Regions from separate parts of the Homo sapiens genome. Here all the other regions are linked to region 1. Evidence: read pairs that join two places in POLR2A ChIA-PET (ENCODE). Cell type or tissue: HepG2. All regions are shown on one strand. Links, peaks and the distances in the headings refer to the core of each region. The heading gives the core; the rest is flanking DNA.

Evidence for each region. ChIA-PET counts read pairs that join two places held together with the same protein. Peaks named below come from ENCODE experiments on the same cell type or tissue, not always from the same donor. Only the 100,000 strongest peaks of a DNase experiment are listed, where the experiment ranks them.
Region 2: POLR2A ChIA-PET joins it to region 1 with 6 read pairs; 1 of 35 experiments calls an interaction of 5 or more read pairs at or near these places.
Region 3: POLR2A ChIA-PET joins it to region 1 with 5 read pairs; 1 of 35 experiments calls an interaction of 5 or more read pairs at or near these places.

Annotation. Positions count from the first base shown.
Region 1 is chr2:42,924,321-42,932,540 of GRCh38, forward strand. No RefSeq gene overlaps it. Among named protein-coding and RNA genes, the nearest start is that of LINC01819, 110 kb to the right of the region's middle. RefSeq lists enhancers at 2,059-2,744, 2,745-3,430, 7,695-8,220. In HepG2, for the core only: CTCF peaks have their summits at 4,446 and 4,759; DNase peaks (open chromatin) are centred at 4,061, 4,441, 4,741, 5,051 and 2 weaker places; H3K4me3 peaks cover 2,500 bases.
Region 2 is chr2:43,016,361-43,022,944 of GRCh38, forward strand. No RefSeq gene overlaps it. Among named protein-coding and RNA genes, the nearest start is that of LINC01819, 20 kb to the right of the region's middle. In HepG2, for the core only: no CTCF peak of the experiment used is centred there; a DNase peak (open chromatin) is centred at 2,111.
Region 3 is chr2:43,004,076-43,010,659 of GRCh38, forward strand. No RefSeq gene overlaps it. Among named protein-coding and RNA genes, the nearest start is that of LINC01819, 32 kb to the right of the region's middle. In HepG2, for the core only: no CTCF peak of the experiment used is centred there; a DNase peak (open chromatin) is centred at 1,666; H3K4me3 peaks cover 520 bases.

The DNA.
Region 1 (8,220 bases), core at 3,111-5,610:
TAAAAAAGAAAAAAAAAAAAAAAAAAAGGTAAAGCAGCCTGGGAGGGTCTCCCTTTGAGGCTTATCAGCCTCCCACTCCTCTGTATGAATATGATAATCAGACTCTATCAGACCAGATTTTTGAGGAAAGACAGAGTGTTGGGATCTGAGACAGATGGATAGAAAACACCACCCAGGGGAAATGGGGGCACCGGGTTTTCCCAGCAGTGAGCCCTTCAAGGGGAACCCCAGGCCTGGTACAATGCCTGGCACAATGCCTGGCACAGAGTGGGGGGTTCCATGCAGCATTGATGACAGGATGAGCCAACGTTCCCACAGCCTCACCAGCAGAAGGGAGACTTCCAGGCAACAAGGGTTCCGAGATCCCAACTCCCTTCCCCTCTCCCCGTCTTTCTTCAATTCTTCTGTCGTCTGCCCCCGCTTTTCTTGCAGGCTTTGGGGGGTATTCATGCTCTCCGTTTCCCAGTGGACAAGTGGCGGGGCCAGGGGGGCTGTGTGTGCGTGTGTGTAGGCACGCGGGCTGTGAGGGGGCTGGGGACAAAGGCCCCGGAGTGAGATTCAGGGCACAGCTGAACTGCCCTGAACTCTCCTTTTTGTTTTCAAGGAAATGCATAATCCAAGAACCACCCACGGCCCTGGCGGCTCTGCTAAGCAGGGCTGGAATGTGCTGCCTTTCCCGTTAGTAATTGTTTTTTCTAGTTAGCCTGTAACCCTTCGCCTGCCATTCCCCTGCTGCAGGGGTGAGGCCCGCAGGGATGGACACCTCGGCTGCCCTCCTGAGATATCCCCGCACTCTCCACCCCACTCCCACAGGGTTCAGGACCTGGTCCTGGCAGCACCCTCCGGACCATCTGCCTTCGTGGCGACTCTTTCCTCACTGAGAGGGGCCAGGGCTGCTGGAGACTGCAGAGTCCTGCATGGGGCCTGCAAATCCTTGTTATGGAGTCTCCGTGTCTGGTTGTAGCCAGGGCTGTGACTGTGAATGGGTGTCAGTGCAAGCTGGTGGAGGAATGTGAGTTTGTGTGGGTGGCTGTGACCTGGGATACTGAGGACTCAGAGAGAGAGAGAGAGAGAGAGAGAGAGAGAGAGAGAGTGTGTGTGGACCCTGTGAACATGGGTACACATCTGTGAAAGCCAGCAAGCATGGTTGTGAATCCAGTTTGTGTGCAAGCAGGTGGTGTGAGTGTGCGTGTGCCTGTCCCGGGAAGGAAAAGCCATGTGCACCTGAGCTGACTCAGCACTTCTCTTTCCTGCCCACCCAGTTGAGCGCCTGAGCCTTTGCTCCAGGGAGGAGGCAATGCCCTCTGCCCCCGTGTTTGTGTTGTTGGCTGCCTCACCCTCACCAGCAGGAGGGGAGCAAATGTGGCGCCCTGGGCCCGGTCCCAGTTAGCTGAGCTGCGTATCTTTAATCCCTAGGGATTAAAAAGGTCACAGGCTCATGCTATTTCCCGACCCCTCCCTGCCAGGTCCTGTCTGGAGCTCTCTGAAGTGGCTATAGCTAAGGCCAGGCCTCTGCTCAGATGGAGGTGGCCTCTGTGGAGTAAGAAGGGGTACTGGGGTGTCGCTTGCTGTACCCTGAATCCCACCTTCTTGCAGCACTGACTGTTGCTGCTTCATCCTTGGTGAGGCCTGACCTGTGGCCTTTAATTCTTAGTGTGAGCTCTACCACCCTGAGCGGTGAGGGGTGCTGGGCTGGCCTCAGCACCTGCATCTCTCAGGGAGGTCTGCCCCTCCAGAAGTCGGGGCTCAGGATCACAGAGGGGCTGGGAAGTCAGGAGGTGGAGACAAAGCCCAAAGTCTCCCGTTGCAGGCTTTGGGGCAGAGGCCAGCCTGTGCCCTGAGCAGCTAGCAGTGCAGCAGTGCCAAGGCCCGGTCCAGTGTGGCTGCTGAACATTTGGTTCAAATCAAAGGCCTTTTCCAGCCAAGAGAGGAATGCTGCCGAGTAGGATTTGGGAACGGGCCCGGCAGGGCAAACACTGCCTTAATTGAGGCCCTTCTAGACTTTTAATTACAAGCAATGTTTTCCCAAGCTTCCTAAATTGACCATGGAGACCTGCTGGTGTTAGTGCCCATGGCAGGGACGAAAAAAAAATCGTCGTTAAAGCTTTTTCAGCAGGTTTATTTTAGCAAATGTTTTGAGGTGGAAAGGCTCACACAAAGTGGAGGCCGGAGTCATTTTTCTCAGAGGGCCAGGCACAGACACGGAGAGATCCACACCCACAGGTGTGATCAGACACACAGGTGGAACACACGCACACAGACGGGCACCTGTTGAGAGAGGCACGTGTACAGGCGGAGGACGTGACCGTGGCGTGGCTGCAGAGGCTGTAAACACCAGGCTGGAAATCCAGCTCAAGCACCTGGAGCGCTTTAGAAAGGCAAACACTGTTGGCTGCCCCTCCCGCCCGCTCCCACCTTCACCTCCTCCCACCCCTCCAGGCTGGCTGGGCCTGGGCCTGCTTCGGAGCCCCTGTGCCCTTCACCAGGCCTGTTTACAAGGCCCAGGACAGCCGCCAAAACCCCAGCTGTGTCCCTGTCCTTGTCTGTCTCCAGCGGACATGACTGACTTGGAAGGAAGGCGTGCCCTTGTCTGTGGAAGAGGACCCGTATTCAGCACCCAGTGGAATCCTCGGGGCACCTTCTGAGGGAAACGTCTATGGCTGTTCAGGGAGCAGCTGGTCCAGGTTACAGATGCAGAAAACAGAGGTGTCCCTGAAAAACAGACGCCCTGGGAGGAAGCTCCCAAAGCACCAGCCCTGCTTGTGCACAAGAATTGCCCGGACTCCAGGACTCCCTCAGAGCCAATCTGGATCCCCAGGCGGGGACCTGTGCCCCGGTTTTCTAGCACTGCTCACCATTGCAGCGTCAGCACTGAAAGCCTGAGCTCAGAACCTGTTTGTTTAATAGTGACTGTTCACTGCTGGGCTCTGGGAGCCCTGACAGCTGGAAAGACAGAGCAGGTGCCCCAACACGGGTGATTTTGGAAGCCCCAGAGGGTCCCTGTCTACTCGCTTTTCCTCTTTCCCTGATGTTTGTGGCCCATGTCTGTGGGCCTGGACACTCAAGCAGCCTCCAGAATCCCTCCCAGTGTTCAACAATGAGCCCAGAAATGGTGCATAGTAGAAATGGGAACAAGTAGGGTGCCTGGAGAGGTAGGGAGGCCAGAGACAATGATGCCTGCGTCACCGTTTTGCCAAGGGTCCCCTTGACTGTGGGCACTGCCCAGACACAGGGAGGCCAGAGGCCAGGAGCAGAGGGAGGCCATTCCCTAGGCCCAGCCCTGCCAGCCAGGGTGAGCCTTGATGGCCGTTACAGGCCGTTGCTATCGTCCCTTATCTGGGGCTCCTGGCTCTTACACCATGTCCCCAACCGCCCCTGGAGTGTGTGTGTGTTGAGGGGGGGCCTGCTGTTCCCTCCCTAAACAGACCGTTACTTGGTTTCCGTTGTTTGGGGAGGGGGTGGGGAGCTGTCTGCTTAATTAATCATTTTAGGCCATCCTGGGAAACTCATTAAGCCACCTCTCAGGGCTGGGAGCAGGAACACAGCCCTCAAAGTTGGAACTTTTTGGTTTGCCATATCCGGGTCTAGTTTTCCTTCCACTCATGTGCACACATGTGCATGAGAGTGTGTGTGTGTGTGTGTGTGTGTGCATGTGTGAGAGAGTGGGAGTACAAGGGAGAGTGCCCTTGTAGCTATGATTCTGTGTGTGTTTGCGTTTCCTAGATTCTGCAAGGAACTTCCCCTGATTCTTCTTAATTACCAGCCTAGAAGAAATTCAAGATGCTTAGAGCAAAGGTCAAACTCCACCTGTTTTCCCTGCACTTCATTTTCTGGCAGTTCCCACAATAGTACAGATAAGTAAAAGATTAAGGCAATCTTTTCTAATTAAAGTAATTAAAAAACGGCGATGATTGCACCTTTCATCTGAAAGGGAAAATATTTACTCATCCAACTGCAGGCCCTTAAAAGCATTCAGGAGGTCTATTTTGACAAACGGATCCTCCTCCCCTCCCCCAGCCCATTCTGCTTGTCCTGGACACACACACACAAAGGCTGGTTTATTTAGTAAGCGGAGGCTTGACGGGGGCACCCTGAAAGCTGGGAACCTCGGGCAGTTTTAAGCAAATGGACACTTTGGTTCAATCCCTGCTAGGCCCTGTTGAGAGGTTTCTGGGACCGTTGGGATTTTGATTTGACCAATCAATGTTTTACTGTTGTACCTTCTTCCTCTCCTCCTTTGGGTGGGAAACCACCCAAAGGTCCCTGTCTGCCTCTGATAGCTCCACTCTTCCCTCAGACCTGGCTGGGATGGAGACCTCAAAAAGGAAGAACCGGTCAGAGTCTTGGATGCAGTCCGTAACAACCATATATTACATTGCTGTTTCGCACAAGCCTGTGTGCTTGACATATAAGTACTTGCTCAGTGCCAAAGGGGGCGCTCTTGGGGTGTGTGGCCCAGTCCCTAAGAAGTGCAAAGTCTAAAAACTGTCCTTGGCTCCCCCAGGAGAAAGCAAACTTGCATACAGGCTGCTGTAATTCACTTTGAGTTTTTGAGGCAAGTATAATCAGCCAGTTTCCTGGTGCATGGGGCTTGATCTCACAGATTGCAATTTTTCCCTAAGTAGGTAGGGACAGAGGTACCTTACTCCAGAGGAGTGGGAGGTGTGAAGGCCGACAGAGATGTTAATACCCAGTCCAGCAATCTGGGAGTCCCTGATCGCTGTCCCAGGCTGCTCTCCTCCTACATCCCACCTATAGGGGATGCTCTGGAGCCTGTGCTGCTGGAGCTTGGAGCAGCATGGATAGGCTAATCCCCTTTACAGGCTGTTCCTCAAATCCTCAGAATATGACATAAAAGAATATCCCGGGAACCAGCTCCAAAAACACTGGGGCCCAGCTGTCGCCTGAGAAGGGCCTGGTTTGCCTCTGCCTGCCCCAGGTCAAGCTAGACAGTGTCCTCAGCATGACCTGCTGCCCTCCACTGTCCTCCCGGCAGAGATACAGCCTCAAAAAGCCAGTATGGACAGGTCCAGCTCTGCAGTGGACCCTGCTCTCCAGAGTGGGCTGGGGAGGGAAAAGGAATGCGGTGTGTGTACACACGTGTATACGGATGCGTGTGAGCACATGTGTGCGCTGTGTCTGGCCTGTTTGGACGGGCTTGCTTGGTACCAAGAACAGCCTCAACAGAGATTAGAGAAAAGCCTTTGGGGCTCTCTGTACTGCAAGCTCACCCAGTGTCAACAGCACCCTCTTTGGGCTCTGGACTGTGTGTAGCAAAGCCACCCCGAAACCTCTCTCTTTCCTGGCCTTGCCTCTCGAGTCATGGCCTCTGGAGTGACAGCTCTCCTTGTGTCACTTCTCTGCCTGGTCACCCACAATGGCTCCCAGCTTTCGGAGAAACATTCACCAGCACACCTAAAACACAGGGTCCCAGTGGCCCACCTTACACTCAGGGGGCTTGATTCAGGCCCAGCCTCAACCGGACTCTTCCTGCTAGTCCCAGACACCCTTTGTGAAGCTGTGAGAGCAGTGGATTCCCTCCCAGGAATCCTACTGATCTGTGTGCACAAGGGCCCACCCCATGAAAGGGCAAACAATTGCAGGATTCCTGGGTGCCCTGAAGCCCCTACCCTGAGCCCAGGCTGAGAGCTTTTGTCCCACACTTCCTATAAGCCAGATTTGTCACTGGGCTCCCATAGGCTGCCCCTCACCTTGTCTTCCTTCCAACATCAGTCCAACCCCCTCCTTGTGGGGAAGACAGGAGGAAGCCTCTAGTGCCAGCTGCCTCCACCCAATGGTGGCTCTGCCTGAATTCGGCAGGGAACCTTCAGCACAGCCCAGGGCAGCTGCTGTTGGACCCACTCAGGGAATTGTGTCTGACCCGACCTACGCATTTGGTGGTTAGCTTGCTCTGTGCAAACAGTCCCCAGGGGACTGGAATCCTCGCTGCAAAAATAAATTCTCCCTCTGGACTTGCTTTTCTCATTTTGCTTTCTCTGCATTCTGGCTTTTTCTTTTTTCTTTCTAGTGTCCCAACTGCTTTTATCTTCTTCCTTTCCTCCCACTGAGACCCAAACAAACCTCCTGGTAAACAAACTCTCAGGCCAGTCTCTTAAAGAGACAGTATGTGTTTGTTGCCATCTGGATGTCCAGTCCTGCTCAGGGGCTGCATGAGGTCTGGGGGCAGATGGGCTGTGAGGTGTTAAAGATCATTCAAGAGACTCACAGGAAAAAGCTGGCCTAGAACAGTGCACCGAGAAAATTGCCCTAAGAGCCCCCTCTCCTTTCCCACTCTCACCTGAAAATACAGAACAGGAGGGACCAGCGGGGTTTCCCTTTAGCCAGTCTCTCTGAGTGGTGTTGTTGAGACTATTGTCTGCTTTTGTCTGCATGACCTGGAAAGGATTCCTTTTTTTTTTTTTTTTTTTTTTTTTTTTTTGAGACGCAGCCTTGCTCTGTCGCCCAGGCTGGAGTGCAGTGGCGCAATCTTGGCTCACTACAACCTCCACCTCCCAGGTTCACGCCATTCTCCTGCCTCAGCCTCCCAAGTAGCTGGGATTACAGGTGCCCGCCACCACGCCTGGCTAATTTTTTGTATTTTTAGTAGAGACGGGGTTTCACCATGTTGACCAGGCTGGTCTCGAACTCCTGACCTCAGGTGAGCCGCCCTCCTCGGCCTCCCAAAGTGCTAGGATTACAGGTGTGAGCCACCTCGCCTGGGCAGGATTAAGAGTGTGATTTAAAAAAGAATATTTTCATGTCAACCTCCTCCTGCTCTGCCCCACCAGGTGAACACATCTCTGAAGTGATCATATCAAACAGAGGCAATGTGAGGAGAGGGACAAATCTAGCTTGCACACCACTTTCCTGAAACTTGGTGACTTTGTGACTTGGAGGGACTCTGCTCTTAATTTGTCATTGTGTGTGTGTTGCTGGCTTGGTGGGTGGAAGTCACTGCGGGGCAGGGGAAGTGTGTGCATACTCTTGAGTATGCATGTGTGAGTATGTGTCTGCACCAGTGCCAGACAGCTGCCTTGAGGGTCTCTGCCTGGAACAGGGTTCTCCACCGTGCTGAGCATGTGGACAAGCTGAGGATGCCCCTCACTTCCCATCTGAGTGGTCTGAATGAAAAGACTGGCATCTATCTCCCGGAGAGTGGGGCTGTGCTCATTCCTGTTGCCCAACTGGCAGAGCAGCCACAGGGCCCAGCCCAGGGACAGACAGCATCCAGGCCAGGGCTTCCTGGGGATCCTGTGAAGATCCAGGTTCCTTTGCAGTAGGTCAGCAGAGGCTGAGATTCTGCATTTGTAACCTGCTTCCTGGTGGGGGCGCTGAGCAGCTGCTCTCCAGCCTATGATCTGGGCAGTGAGGTGGGAGAGAGGTGGCATGGTGGTCCTGCTGCCCACTGAGAAGGCAAGGCTGTCTCTGCCACTGCCTCTTCCCTGTCCCCTGCGTCGGGGGCTGGCCGCTGCCAGGCACAGGTACCGCCCTCAAGGGACAACAGCTGACAACTTCTAAACCAGGGCTCTGTGGAACAAACCACACCTAACGAAGGTGTTTTTTCCCCTTTAAGAGAATACATTCCTCAGCAGGATAGTGGCCCCAGGTTCTCTCCCACTACCACTTGGAAGCCAGGCAGAAAAATTGCCTGGTGGGCAGGATTACAGGATTAGTCAGCTTTCCCAAAACAGACCCACAGGCTCTTAGGTGGAAATGAGTTTTGGTCTGAGCCCTTCTTTCCTGGTGACAGATGTGTTTGCTGGGCCCTCCCCCTGTCTCACTCCTCAAGTCTCGCCTCTTCCTGAGTGCTCAGAACTCCCATGCTCCCTCACTCAGGCCCCGGGAATTGGGGGGAAACAGGTTTGGTGGAAATGAGCCTTAGGGTTCAAGCATCCAGGCCCTGGGAGGAGGGTGGCACTGCTTGGACCAAGGGGCTGGCTTTACCGACCCCTCCCCATCCCCACCAAAGAGCAGCCCTGCCGAATCTACCCTGTGCTGGAGGTGCCGAGTGGAGCCCAATAAGCCGTGATGGTCGCGGGATTGTCTGCTCCTGCCCCAGATTCCCATCGTCCCTCTGTCCCCACTGGGTCTTGGGGTGTCTCGGCCTCCCTGAGCTGGGCCTGCCCTGCAATCTCAGAGTCTGCAGTGTGTGAGCTGGCCTGTGCCAATTCCAGAGCTGGTGTTTCCCAGAAACCAAGGGACTGAAGACCAGTTGCTGAG
Region 2 (6,584 bases), core at 725-3,224, 90 kb after region 1:
CCTCTACTAAAAATACAAAAAGATTACCTGGGCATGGGGACACATGCCAGCTTCTGGGAGGCTGAGGCACGAGAATTGCTTGAACCCGGGAGGCAGAGGTTGCAATGAGCCAAGATCGTGCCACTGCACTCCAGCCTGGGTAACAGAGCAAGACTCTGTCTCAAAATATATATAAACTTTTCTGATATAGTTTGGATGTTTATACCCTCCAAACTGCACATTGAAATGTGATCCCCAAAGCTGGAGGTGGGACCTAATGGGAGGTATTTGTGTCAAGGGTGCAGATCCCGCATGAATGGCTTTGAGTGTAATGAGTGGTAAGTAGTTCACGTGAGATCTGGTTTTTAAGAAAAGCCTGGCACCTTCTCCCTTCTCTCTTGCTTCCCTTCTTGCCATGTGACACACTTGCTCCCCACTCTGACTTCCACCATGAGTAAAAGCTTCCTGAGGCCTCGGCAGAAGCTGAGCAGATGCTGATGCCATTCTTGTAAAGACTGTAGAGCTGTGAGCCAAATAAGCCTCTTTTCTTTATAAATTACCCAGTCTCAGGTATTCCTTTATAGCAATACAAAGGGACAAACACAGACAGGGTCTTGCTGTGTTGCCCAGGCTGGTCACAAACTCCTGACCTTAAGCAATCCTCCCACCTGGGCCTCCCAAAGTGATGGAATTGCAGGCGTGAGCCACTATATCCAACCTAATTTGTTATTTTTAAAGATGTAATAGGCACCTGCAAAACCACCACCCAAACAAAACTTCTGACAGTGACCCCCATTTCACCATATTGTTCCCCTTCCCCTACCCATCCCCTTGCCTCTCTCCACTCAAAGTGGTCATCATCCTGAATTCTGTGTACAAGGTGCAACCGTGCTTTCCTTTTTATATGGTTTTATTGCATCTCTCTATATTTTCTTTTTCTTTTTTTTTCTTTTTTTTCTTTTTTTCTGAGACGGAGTCTCGCTCTGTCGCCCAGGCTGGAGTGCAGTGGCATGATCTCGGCTCAGTGCAAGCTCCGCCTCCCGGGTTCACGCCATTCTCCTGCCTCAGCTTCCGAGTAGCTGGGACTACAGGCACCCACCACCAAGCCCGGATAACTTTTTTGCATTTTTAATAGAGACAGGGTTTCACCGTGTTGGCCAGGATGGTCTCGATCTCCTGACCTCGTGATCTGCCCACCCCGGCCTCCCAAAGTGCTAGGATTACAGGCGTGAACCACAGCGCCCAGCCCGCATCTCTCTATATTTTCAAAAATTATAGACATATTTTTATATTAGCTGTCTTTACCTTCATTAAAAGGGTATCATTCTCTACATAACCTTTTGGGACTTAAGTTTTTGGCTTAATTGTATCTTGCTAAGATTCATCGACATTGTTTCAGTTGCTGTGGCTCATGTGCTTAGCCTGCTTAGGATATTCTGTTGTGTGAATATTGCCATTGATTCATTCATGAGCCATGGAATCTTAGTGGGAAAGGAGAGAAGTAAAGGCAGGAGGGGTTGATGGATGGAGAAGGAGTGAAGGTACCAACGGACTGGAGAGCTCCATGAGGACAGAGAGCTGTGGCAGGGCACCCAGGCCAGGAAGCAAATGGGCTTGGGGGTGATATATAGTCGAAGGAGAGAATTTCTGATTTCAGAAGGAGTGAGGCTTTCTGGTGACTGTAAAGTTTTCAGGGATAAACGAATAGCTAAGGCCAGAATTCTTTGAGATGAGGGTGAAGGAAGCCAGAGGTCAGAGTGCGGACATAGGTCCCTCCATTTTTCTAGGATACTGGCAGGAGGTGGAGTGGAGAAGAGGAGGTTGGAGCTGGAGTTTCCAGTGCATGGGAGCTGGGAGCTGACAGGGAGAGGAGGGAGGGCAACATAGCAGGAGGCAGGAGTGTCAGTGGCGCAGGGTTTTATAAGAGGTTGGGAGTAATGTGCTGGAAATGACAATGAGGAATAATAAGGCCAAAACTCCACATCTTTTAGCCCTGAGGTGCAGAGAATGTGAGATTAAACAGCCTCCACTTGGAGGTGGTGGTTCAAGGCCTGGAGGAGGAGGCAACATTCCAAAAAGAGCTTGAAGATACAGGGGAGTGTGCTGACCGTGGCGCAAGAGCTCCAGCATGCATTGTGCAAGAGCAGAGGGGAGGGGCAGAGCCGATGGGGCAAGCAGCACATCAGGACTCAGCTTCGGCAGAGAAGGAAGTCAGTCGGGCTGTCCTGGGAGGGGAGGTGACCCCAGGTCTCATGGGTGGTCAGTCTTGGCTACACCTCACAAGCTACAAGTGGCTGCATGTTTTCACAGTGGCATGGGTGTGGAGGGGTCAGCTGTCAGCATCTCGCCCCCATGCTATCATGTCACCAGCCCCATTTGTCCCTCGGGCTTAATGTACCCCACTGGAGAGAGAATCAAAAAGTCACTGCTCCTTCCTTGGCTACAATGCTGGTGTCAGGGGAAACCAGTGTGGAGAATTGTTTTGGTTAGCGGTGGGGACAAAGGCCTAGCCTGGAAACCGAACACTGTCTTCCTGCTGGCTCAGGTGGGGCTTGTGGGCTCCTGTGGCCCTGGGACTCCCTGGGACTTCTGACTCCGGTCTGAGGATAGAGGCACCATTTTGGCTCTTAGGGAGCCCCCAACTAAGGGAGGAGGCTTGAAGGAAAGAAGAAGGGGTGAAGCCAGCCACTTGGGAGCCAAGGAAGGCTCTAAGAGAAACGTGGGCCTGCTTGCCATTGTTCTTCAACACAATCAGCACAGAAAGAAAGGAAGAGCCCAGCCCAGCCTCAGCCTGTTTTTGTGGTCCTGAGGCAACGTTTCCTTCTGGATTTTCCCAATTGGGCTCCACTCAATTATGCTTCTTTAATTATGAAAGCTTGGAATGAGGGTGGGGCATTGTTAGACACAGAACCATTCGATGACTTTCTGTGCCCCGTCTCTTACACTGGCCTATAGCACGTCACAGATACTGCCTCTCCCCAATCTCAGGAGCCCAGGACCTATCACACTAGTGTTCTTTTGCCCTCTGGCCCTTTCTTTTTCTAATTATATATTTTAAAAACTGTTTTAAAAATAACAGAGACGAGGTCTCCCTATGTTGCCCAGGCTAGTCTCGAACTCCTGGGCTAAAGGGATCCTCCTGACTGGGTCTCCCAAAGTGCTAGGATTACAGACATGAGCCACCACACCTGGCCCTCTGGCCCTTTCTTTTTCCTCCCTTAGGCCACAGAGGATCTGGGTGGGATCCTAGGGCTGGAACATTCCCAGGTACCAGGAGAAGAGCAGTTCTTCCTGAATGTTCCATTGCTCAGCTCTCGGTAACTGGGCCTCTAGTTCCCTGTCTCAGGGGGAGACGGGCTGTTTGCTGCGCTAGCCCTTACGTTAATGCGAGGAGCACCACTCCCATACTCAGTGGAGGAGGGAGCGATACCTTCACATTTCTCCATGGCTCCAGCACTCAGGACCCCCAGCAGATGAGAGGGCCATGACCTCCACTCCATAGCAGCTCCTGAGCTGAAGCAAAGGCTGCTCTAACCCGTATGCAAAATCCTTTGAACATACCAGTGGCATGGAGTCAGGATAGAGGGGGAAAAATGAAATTAACTTCTCAGGTTAGGGTGAGCAGATCTGGCCCTGTTAGGTGTCTTGCCACACTCTCAGCAGAGGGGAGGCTGGCCACAGGCAGAATTTTTCTGGATTTGGATGCAGGGAACAAAATTAGTCCTCACACAAGAGATAGAGTTTCAGCCCACAGCAATGTGTACCAAGAGAAGGTCCCAAGATGTATTAATTAGGATATAGACTTGGCTGATATAACAGAGATCCAAAATAAGAGTGGCTCAAACAAGATCGCTGTTTCTTTCCTCTTGTGCAACAGTCCAGGCATAGACAGTTTGGGATCAAAATAGTATCAGGCACTTGTACTTCTTCTAACTCACTTACTGATGTGCCATCCCTCTGGTCCTGCCCTCACCCATAGGATCCAAGATGACACTCCATCACATAGGCTTCTAGCCTGCACGAAGTTGGGGAGAGAGGGCCCCAGAAGCAGGTTCTCTCCTTTTAAGGACACCATCTGGAAGTCACAGACAATGCTTTTGCTCATATCCCATTGGCCAGAACTGTTAGACATGTAGCTATACTTAGCTGCAAGGGAGCCTGGAAAATGTAGTTTTTATTCCAGTAAACACCTTTTGGTCTATGAGAGAAAAGGGAAAATTGTTCTGGGGGCCAACTAGCAGTTCTGCCACATGAGACCCCAAGTACACAGCAAGAAGGTTCTTGGATTTGTCTGCCATGTGCCCCACTCCCCCTGGCCACAGGGGCAGGCAAGGGACTCAATCTGGGAAAATGACCTCTGACCACAGCAATTGCCCAGAACTGGACACATGATTCAAGTGGATCCAATCAGGGTTCTTCCTCAGGCCTTTTGCTTTTCTTTTCTTTTTTTCAAAAAAGTTGAAGGCTGGGCATGGTGGTTCACACCTGTGATCCCAGCACTTTGGGAGGCCAAGACGGTGGATCACCTGAGGTCAGGAGTTTGAGACCAGTCTGGCCAACGTGGCAAAACCCCATCTCCACAAAAAATACAAAAATTAGCCGGGTGTGGTGGTGCACCTATAATCCCAGCTACTCGGGAGGCTGAGGTGGGAGAATCGCTGGAACGTGGGAGCCAGGGGTTGCAGTGAGCCGAGATTGAGATTGCACCACTGCACTCCAGCCTGGACGACAGAGCAACACTCCATCTCAAAAAAAAAAAAAAAAAAAGTTGAGACAGGGTCTTGCTCTGTTGCCCAGGCTGGAGTGCAGTGGCATGATCATGGCTCACTGCAACCTTGAACTGGGCTCAAGCAATCCTCCCACCTCAGCCTCTGGAGTAGATGGGACTACAGGCACGCACGACCACATCCGGCTAACTTAAAAAAAAAAAAAATTCATAGAGACGGGGTCTCACTATGTTGCCCAGGACGGTCTCAAACTCCCCTCAGGACTTTTTCTAAGCAAGCCTGGTAGCAGACAGTACAATTTCCTTTCTGGTCATGAGACTGTGAGGATGTAATGCTGAACCGACCACAGGCATTATTCCTGCAGGGGAAGGAGGGTGCACAAAGCCCATTTGCGGAAGAAAGGGTGTTGCTCACCTCTGAGAGACAGAGAGAGAAGAGACAGGAGGTGATAGTCTGGTGGGTGAGTAGGCCTCATTCTGGCCTCTTCAGGGCCTGCTCTGTCTTTGCCCTGCTTGAGCCAATAGTCAACATCCCCCTCTCACCAAGCTGATTCAAGTCAAGTTTGAGCCATTCGCAACCCTTAGTACTGCAAGCCGCGTTTTTTTTTTTTTTTTTTTTTTTTTTTTTTTTATCCCTGGGGAAATGAGTGAATGGCTGGGGGACACAGCTGAGATGGAAAATCTGGAAGGAAAGTGCTCCAACCACGCCGTCTCTCTCCCCTGCACATGTGCCCTGTGGCACCTCAAAGTTCCCTTCACCGCGGAGGCTGCTGGGTTTCTCCGCATTTTCCCATCCAGCCCCGCCGCCGCCTGCCATCCAGCCCTCCTCCCAGGCTTGCTGCAGCCGGCCCAGCTGCGAGGGGGCCCGAGGACGGCACTGCACAAAGGCCCCATTCTCAGCTGGCGGGGGCTGTTATCAGCCCAGCCTAAACTGTGAATCACCTGCATCTGTGGGCAGCCCTGTGGGTGGGGCTGCTTGATTTCCCCTCTGGGCCTCCCTTGGCCAGAACCTGTGAGTGGGGGCGGACTCTCAATAAAGGTTCATTGTTTTCCATCCCCTCTGCTATCGGGTTCTGTGACTGCCTTCCCGAGCCCCTTCCTCTGCTCCTCATTCAGCCTCTTCTCCCTGGACCCTGGCCCTCTGAGCACCATTCCACACCCCACCTCACCTTGATTATCAGCAGAATCCCTTCAGGAGAGCCCAGGTGGTGACCCGGGAAAGCAGGAGAAGGGCATTGGCTGGCTTTGCCTCCAGGGCAGTCAGAATGAAGGCGGATCTGAACCGCTGGCTGGCTCCCCAACTTACTTGAGGTCCCCCACTGACTGCAGACAGCAACCAAGCTGTCCTGGGCCTGTGGTGTCACCTGGTGGTCAGCCTTGGAACTTGTCTGGGAGGTTGGGGGGGGGGGGGGCGGTCACACATGTTCCGTAATCTCTCTATTCTTCCCTGTTTTTTGTTTTTGTTTTAAACTGTAATGGGTTCAGTTCTGCTCATTCTTCCTCAGGCCATCTTTAAAACAGAAATTCCAAATCCCAGAGCCTACTTCGGTCATCTCCCTTTCTTCCGACCTTACCCCAATTACCTCAAGAGGTCCTTTTCCCACTGTATGTTCAGTCTACCCAGCCAACGTGCTGACTGAGACAGGGCAGGCCCACCCCCAAGTCAAGAAAAAGGCAGACTGAAAGTCAGAGAGATAACTAGAATGATGAAGAATAGAAGTTTTCGACTTCAAAAGCCCTTGAAAACTTTCCTTCAGAATGCCACACCCATCTGCCCATCCTCCTGTTAAGAACCCTGCTTTCCTTCAAGCATCAGTTTTCAAGAGAAAATAGGTTGACTTTTCCAGATCCGCATTGTGATTTTTCCATTTCTACTACA
Region 3 (6,584 bases), core at 725-3,224, 77 kb after region 1:
GCATGCACAAGACAGGAGGTCACCCTGTGGCTCTTTCTCATCAGTGGGTCTCCAAACTGACACATTTTCTTTCTTTTCTTTTCCTTTTTCTTTTTTTCTTTCTTTTTTTTTTTTTTTTTTTTTTTTTTTTGAGACTGAGTCTCACTCTGTCACCCAGGCTGGAGTGCAGTAGTGCAATCTTGGTTTACAGAAACTTCTGCCTCCTGAGTTCAAGCAATTTTCCTGTCGCAGCCTCCTGAGTAGTTGGGATTACAGGCACCTGCCACCATGCCCGGCTAATTTTTGTATTTTTAGGAGAGATAGGGTTTCGCCATGTTGGCCAGGCTGGTCTTGAATTCCTGACCTCAGGTGATCCACTCACCTCGGCCTCCCAAAGTGCTGGGATTATAGGTGTGAGCCACCTCGTCCGGCCCAAACTGACATTTTATAGGGATTTTTCATCCTTAAAGTGATCTACTCAGCTCATTTCTTCCAAATCTGTATTTTACAGCACACTTTAAACTGGTGTCGCAGAGTTTTTGAGTGGTGATGGCAGCTGCCCTCTATGTCTGTGGTGTGCCGGCCCCTCATGCTGGGGAAAGAGGGGACGTGACCCTACCCTCACAGCAGGCTGGCCTCCTTTCTCTCCCAGAGCTGCCGTCCCTGCTCTGTGCTAACTAGCCCAATCCTAGCCTACAGCACCAGCTTGGGGTCTAGCCCACGTTTACCACACTTTAGCTCCCAGCTTGGATGACCAGCTGCCTGTGATTTACCCATTTGTGATACTGATTTCCAGAGGGGCCACCTGTGCTCAGTACCTGCATGACTTCTCTCCTCCAATCCTCTATTTAACCACCTTAAGTAGTTTCTCCTGTCTTCCTCATTTTATAGATTGCGGCTCAGTCAGACAAAATTCCTCTCTCAGAATCCGCTGGTGGAGAAGGAGCTGGGATTCACACCCAGCCTCCTGGTAATAATCTGCATTTCTCCTTCAGCCTTCAGGGCCTTGCCTGTCTACCCAAGAGTGATCCCCGCCTTCCCTCTGTCTCACTCGCCCTGTCCCCCCAGCTAAGTGCAGATGTTCACAGCTCTCTATTTTTAAGCACATTCCACTAGAAGTTCAGCAACTTGAATCCCCCCAGCACCTACGACAGAGCCTGCATATTTAGGTGAATAAATGAACTATTCTTGTCCTAACTAGACTTCAAGTCCTAGGAAGCAGAATGGCTATGCCTGGTTTCCACTCCCGCACCATAGTACCCAGCATAGCACCAGAACCGTGGGGCCTCTTCCCCAGCCCTTGACACTCCCAACCCTGCCTTCAGCTGCCGGAACTGACTTTTCCCATGATTGCTAATATTTCTTCCTTTTTTTTTTTCTCTAAATCAACATTAGCTTTGCTAGCTCCCTACCTTCCACCTGATAAGAATGGGGTACGGGATCTGTACGAACTTGGGGTGTGCTTTTCTCGCCTTGTCAAAACAGCAGCTCCTATCTGGCTGGCGATGGGCTGGGAGCCAGACCCCAACAATGGAGCCTTGTGAGCCGGCCCCGGGGGTGTGCTGGGAGCCCACGGTTGAGCACACACACAACCCTTCCTGGTGCCACCTTCTTATCTCCTGCCACCAAGCCCTTGCCAGTGGTGGGACTGTAACCCAACCCCCTGTAATTGCATGTCCCAGATAGAACATTCCTGGGCTCAGGCCACGGTTAAACATTGACTTAGGGTGCTGGGGGCAGTCATCACAGACTGTAGGTGCTCCTGATGGGGGAGGCGCTAGCTGGGTGTCCACCACTCCCCTCCCAGTGGTCCTGGACTAACTGAGAAAGCCACGGCACAGAGCAGGCAGGCTCAGCTGCCCACATCTTTGAGTCAGTGTGCTGGAGGAGCCGCGGGCCTGTTCAAAAAGAATCATTTCTTTTCTCCTGCCTGCCCTCTGCCTACCTCCCACTCTCCCTAGCTGCCTCTTCGGATTTCTCCAACCTTCTCATTTCTGCTTCTCCTTCTTGTCTTCCTCTCTCCTATCTTCGATCTCAGGTCCTCTCCCTCCTTGGGCCTGGCCTGTCTCTTCTCGTCTTCCCTTGTCCTGGGGCCCTTTCCCATGTAGTGAGCCCAGATGTGCCCAGGCAAAGGGGCTCTGCTCTCTCTTCTGCACCCCTCTGCCTCTGGCCTCTCTGGGAAATGGAAGGTGGGGTGGAGGAAGCAGGTGGCTTTAAGACCAGTGCCTCCCTCTGACAGGGCGGGGGGTCAGCTCAGCCGGGGCTGGTGGGGCCGCCCCTCTTCCTGTGCTTGTGTGGGGTGAGGTGCTGGCCCTGCCCTCCTCCCCAATCACTAGGGTCAGACGGTCGATTCTTCTTCCTGCCACCTTATGCACAGGGAGGCATGGCGCTGTTCCCCAGGTCTCACAGGGAGTACAGCAGGACATGCCCGGGATGCTTGTGTCTCATACCTCGGTGGGGCCTCTTTGCATTGGCACCCTGGCTGCCCAACCCACTCCCCAGCCCACTCTCAACCTAGGAGACCCTGTCATGGGTGGGGACTTTGTGGATGCTCTGCCGCGCCATGGGGTATCTCCTGCCCCCAGCACAGAAATCCTTTGCAGGCCTCCCAAAGCTATGCCCAGGGTGCCCCATAGCCTGCTGCCCTCAAGGAGTATGGGCTGCAGGGCCCAGGGCACCCCCACTCCCTGGGACACCCCTGGGGAGGGTTCTGATGCCAGGGCTCCTTTGCAAGGGGTTGGCACCTTTGCAGAATCTCCCAAAGAAGGAGGCTTCAAGCTTTGAAACTCCTCACTACAAGGCCAGGTTGGGCTGACCATATACACAGCTCCCTCAGCTGATGCCCTGCTTCCATTCCCACGCAGACCTTTTGTGCTTCAGGTTAAGGGTCACAGGCAGAAGGACAGGCCCAGGGGCATACAGAAAGGGCCTTGCCTTGCAGCACCTACAGTGAGCCTGAGAGGCCCCCAGAGTTAGGAAAAGGAGAATATCCAGCAGGTGCAGGAGCCAGGGAGCCAAGGAGGAAGGGAGCAGGCCAGAAGGGTGCTGAGGCAGCCTTAGGCCTCTGGGCAGCCATGGCTCCAGCCACTCAACTAACTCCGGGGTTGGGATAAGGTGGGCCTCAGAGCCAGGGCTTCTGTGGTGCGCAACAGGAGGCCCCATGGAGGACCCACACTGCTTTCTAGGCCACTTGTATAGAGCCTGTGGAGTCAGACTATTCAGATTCAAATCCTGGCCCTGCACTTATTAGCTGGGTGGGTTTTGGCAAGCCACTTTCTTAACATCCCAGAGTCTCAGTTTTCTCATCTGTAAAATGGATATAATAAAAGCACGTGTACACTGGGTTTTACATAAGAGTGCAAGAGACAATGCAGAAGTACTTGTTCATCATGCTTCAGAGGGCAGGTAGCTCTTCTGATTGTCATTATGGTTAGTAGTATCAGTAATAGAGTTGTGTCGTGGTTATATTACTGAGAGGGCTCACAGACTATTGTGTTGCTTCCTTGACCTGCAGTGCTTTCTCTTTTAATCACCCTAGTGTTTCCAAGCCCCCCAGGAGCTCTAGGACCCTGCCCAAGGACTCCCTGTATCCTGCCCTGAGTTGTTTTCCTGGTGTCCTATACCAGGGCTACTTGCTCTAGGCCCTAGACCACCCCCACCAGATCCCACACCAACCCTCATGGTCCCCAGATGGACTTAGGATGACTCTTTCTCCCCAGATGCACAGTTAGCTCCATGGAAAGGGCTTCTCCCTCTTTGTTGCCTCTAGTGCAGGTTTGGGGACTCAGCCTGTGCTATGGGTTAGGGGAGTGACTCAGTGTATTGAGTACCTCTCACTGTGTAACAAATTTCCTCAAAACTTAGCAGCTTAAAACAACAATAAATATGTATCATCTTGCACTGTTTCTGGGAGTCATAAATTTGGGAGAAGCTTAGCCAGAGGGTCTGCTCAAGGTCTGTCATGAGGTTGTAGTTAAGATGTCAGCTGGGGCTGCAGTCATCTGAAGGCTCAACTGGGGCTGGAAGAGCTGCTTGCAAGATGGCGCACTCACATGCCTGCCACTAGTGCTGGTTGCCGGCAGGAGGCCTCTGCTCCTGGTCACATGGAACTTTCTGTAGGACTGCTTGAGCATCCTTATGACATGGCAGCTGGCTTCCCCTGAACTAGTGATCTGAGAGACAAGGTAGGAGCTGCAATGTTTTTTATTATGACCTTGCCTTGGAAGTCACACATGGTCATTTCCAGAATATTCCAACGTTTCAACAGGGCAACCCTATTCAGTGTGGGAGGGAACTATACAGGAGCATGAATACCTGCAGACATCATATCAGGGAAAAGATGTTGAAGAGAAATGAAAGGAAATACAACTTCAGTTCTGAGAGATGGCAAACTGAGGGTGCTGGGGGGCAGGAGGACATGGAGGTAGGCATCTGCCACCCTGAATAGTACACAGACGTGGCTCTGACAGCTTCCCACATGGCCCTGGGTGGCACTGCCTGTGTCTGCCAGCCCCACCACTGGCCAGCGACAGATTTGGAACTAATTATGTAGAATTACATTTGATGGGGACATGGGCCATCGTTACCAGCTGGGCAGTGGGCCAAACTGTGGACAGAGCCCCATCATTGTGGGTTTCAGTTAGAGGGAGAGGAAGGTGAGCCTGATGCATGACGGCCTCTTTGCAAGGATCCCAGAGGAAAGAGCTGTCTCCCAAAGAGTGGAGCTGGTGGTCATGGAAAACAAAGTTGAGCAGTGATTGTATCCATCTATCCATTAATTAATTAATTAATTCACCCATTCATTCATTCATGCACACATTCATTCTCCAAGTAGTTATTGAGTGCCTCATCCATTCATTCATTCATGCACACATTCATTCTCCAAGTAGTTATTGAGTGCCTACTATGTGCTAGGTTTTATTAGTAAGAATAGAAATGAATGCAAAATGTGTTGAGGCCCCTGACAGTTTGTGTCTTTGGGCCGTACACTGCATATTCAAAGGGCAGCTCACCTCCTTACTCTCTGGGGGAAGGCAGAAGCTTGGATGCAGAGTAGGGGTGCTGTAGGGAAGAGGAGAGAGTAGAAAGAGCTATCTACCAGGTTGACTGGGTTGCCCCAACCATGGAGTGCTGGATATGAAAGGTGAGCTGAATATGGGAGCCATGTTGTTGTCCCAGTGGGGAAGCTGGGGACTGGGGGGACCTTGGCTCCTGTGGTTCCATGATGTCACCCCATCCTGCTCCTGGATCATTTGGGACATGACCCCATCTCAGCATCTTGATATCCAGTGCTGCCATATCCCCGTTGTGCAGCTGGGGAAGAACCAAAACTAAACCCCAGCAGCCCTGGCTTTGTATCAGGACCCATGGAAACTATATAACCATCTTCCACTTTCGTCACCTAAAGCAGGGGTTCCCAAACTCCGGGCCATGGACTGGTTCTGGTCCATGGCCTGTTAGGAACTGGACTGTGGCTTGTTAGGAACTCACAGCAGGAGGTGACTGGTGGGTAAGTGAGCGAAGCTACATCTGTATTTACAGCTGCTCTCCATTGCTTGCATTACCGCCTGAGCTCTGCCTCCTGTCAGATCAGCAAAGGCATCAGATTCTCATGGGAGCACGAACCCTATTGTGAAATGCACATACAAGGGATCTTGGTTGTGCACTCCTTATGAGAATCTAATGCCTCATGTTCTGTCACTGTCCCACATCACCCTCATATTGGACCATCTAGTGGCAGGAAAGCAAGCTCAGGGCTCCCACTGATTCTGTATTATGGTGAGGGGGCTCCCTGCCCCCGCCAGGTTCTGAGGAGGAATGGACAACTGGAGCAATGGCTGGAGATGGACATGGAAGCAAAGAACACAGGCATAGGCTCCCAAAAGTCTTCACTTTTGCTTTTGTTCTTGAGCCTTTAGCTGAGCACATGGCTCTTCCAGGTCATTGAGATAGCGTGGCTAACTCTGGCCAATGAGACATGAGTGGAAGTGCTGTGGGGGCTTTCCACCTCCCACCGGATGGATAAACCTCATGGTAGGAATCACAGCAGCTCTGGGGGACCCTGTGGTGTACTCCCCCATACCCCATTCAAAATAAGCGCTCCTTCCCCCAACTGCTAAGAGTATTGTCAGCTCACAGCTCAGCTGAATCTTTCCCCAGAAACTTGTCTCCCAAATGTAGGCCTCCTTCCTGGAGGTACCACACGGAGCCTAAATACAATGACTGCTGGGGTAATAAGCTCAGCACCTTGCCTTCACTGAGACAACTTTCAAGACCACCCCAGCTGCAGAGCTCCTGTGGGTGGCCAAGGCCTGTGTTGTGACTTTGTCACAGCTCAACTCTCCCCTGTACCCAGCCCTGTTTCTCTCATGCCTTTCCCTCATTCCATGAGGGATGACCCCAACAGATCTCCCAATAAAACCCCTGTCTGCAAATCTCTGTCTCTGAGGCAGTTCCCTGAGAAATCCAACCTATGAAAGATGCTGTCTTTCTTAGACTCTGCGATGGAAGTAACATACTGAGAATCATGAATTAATATGATATGAAAAGCCTGAGTCCTCCAAAACCACCAAACCACGGTATCAGCCCTAGACCATCAACTTACA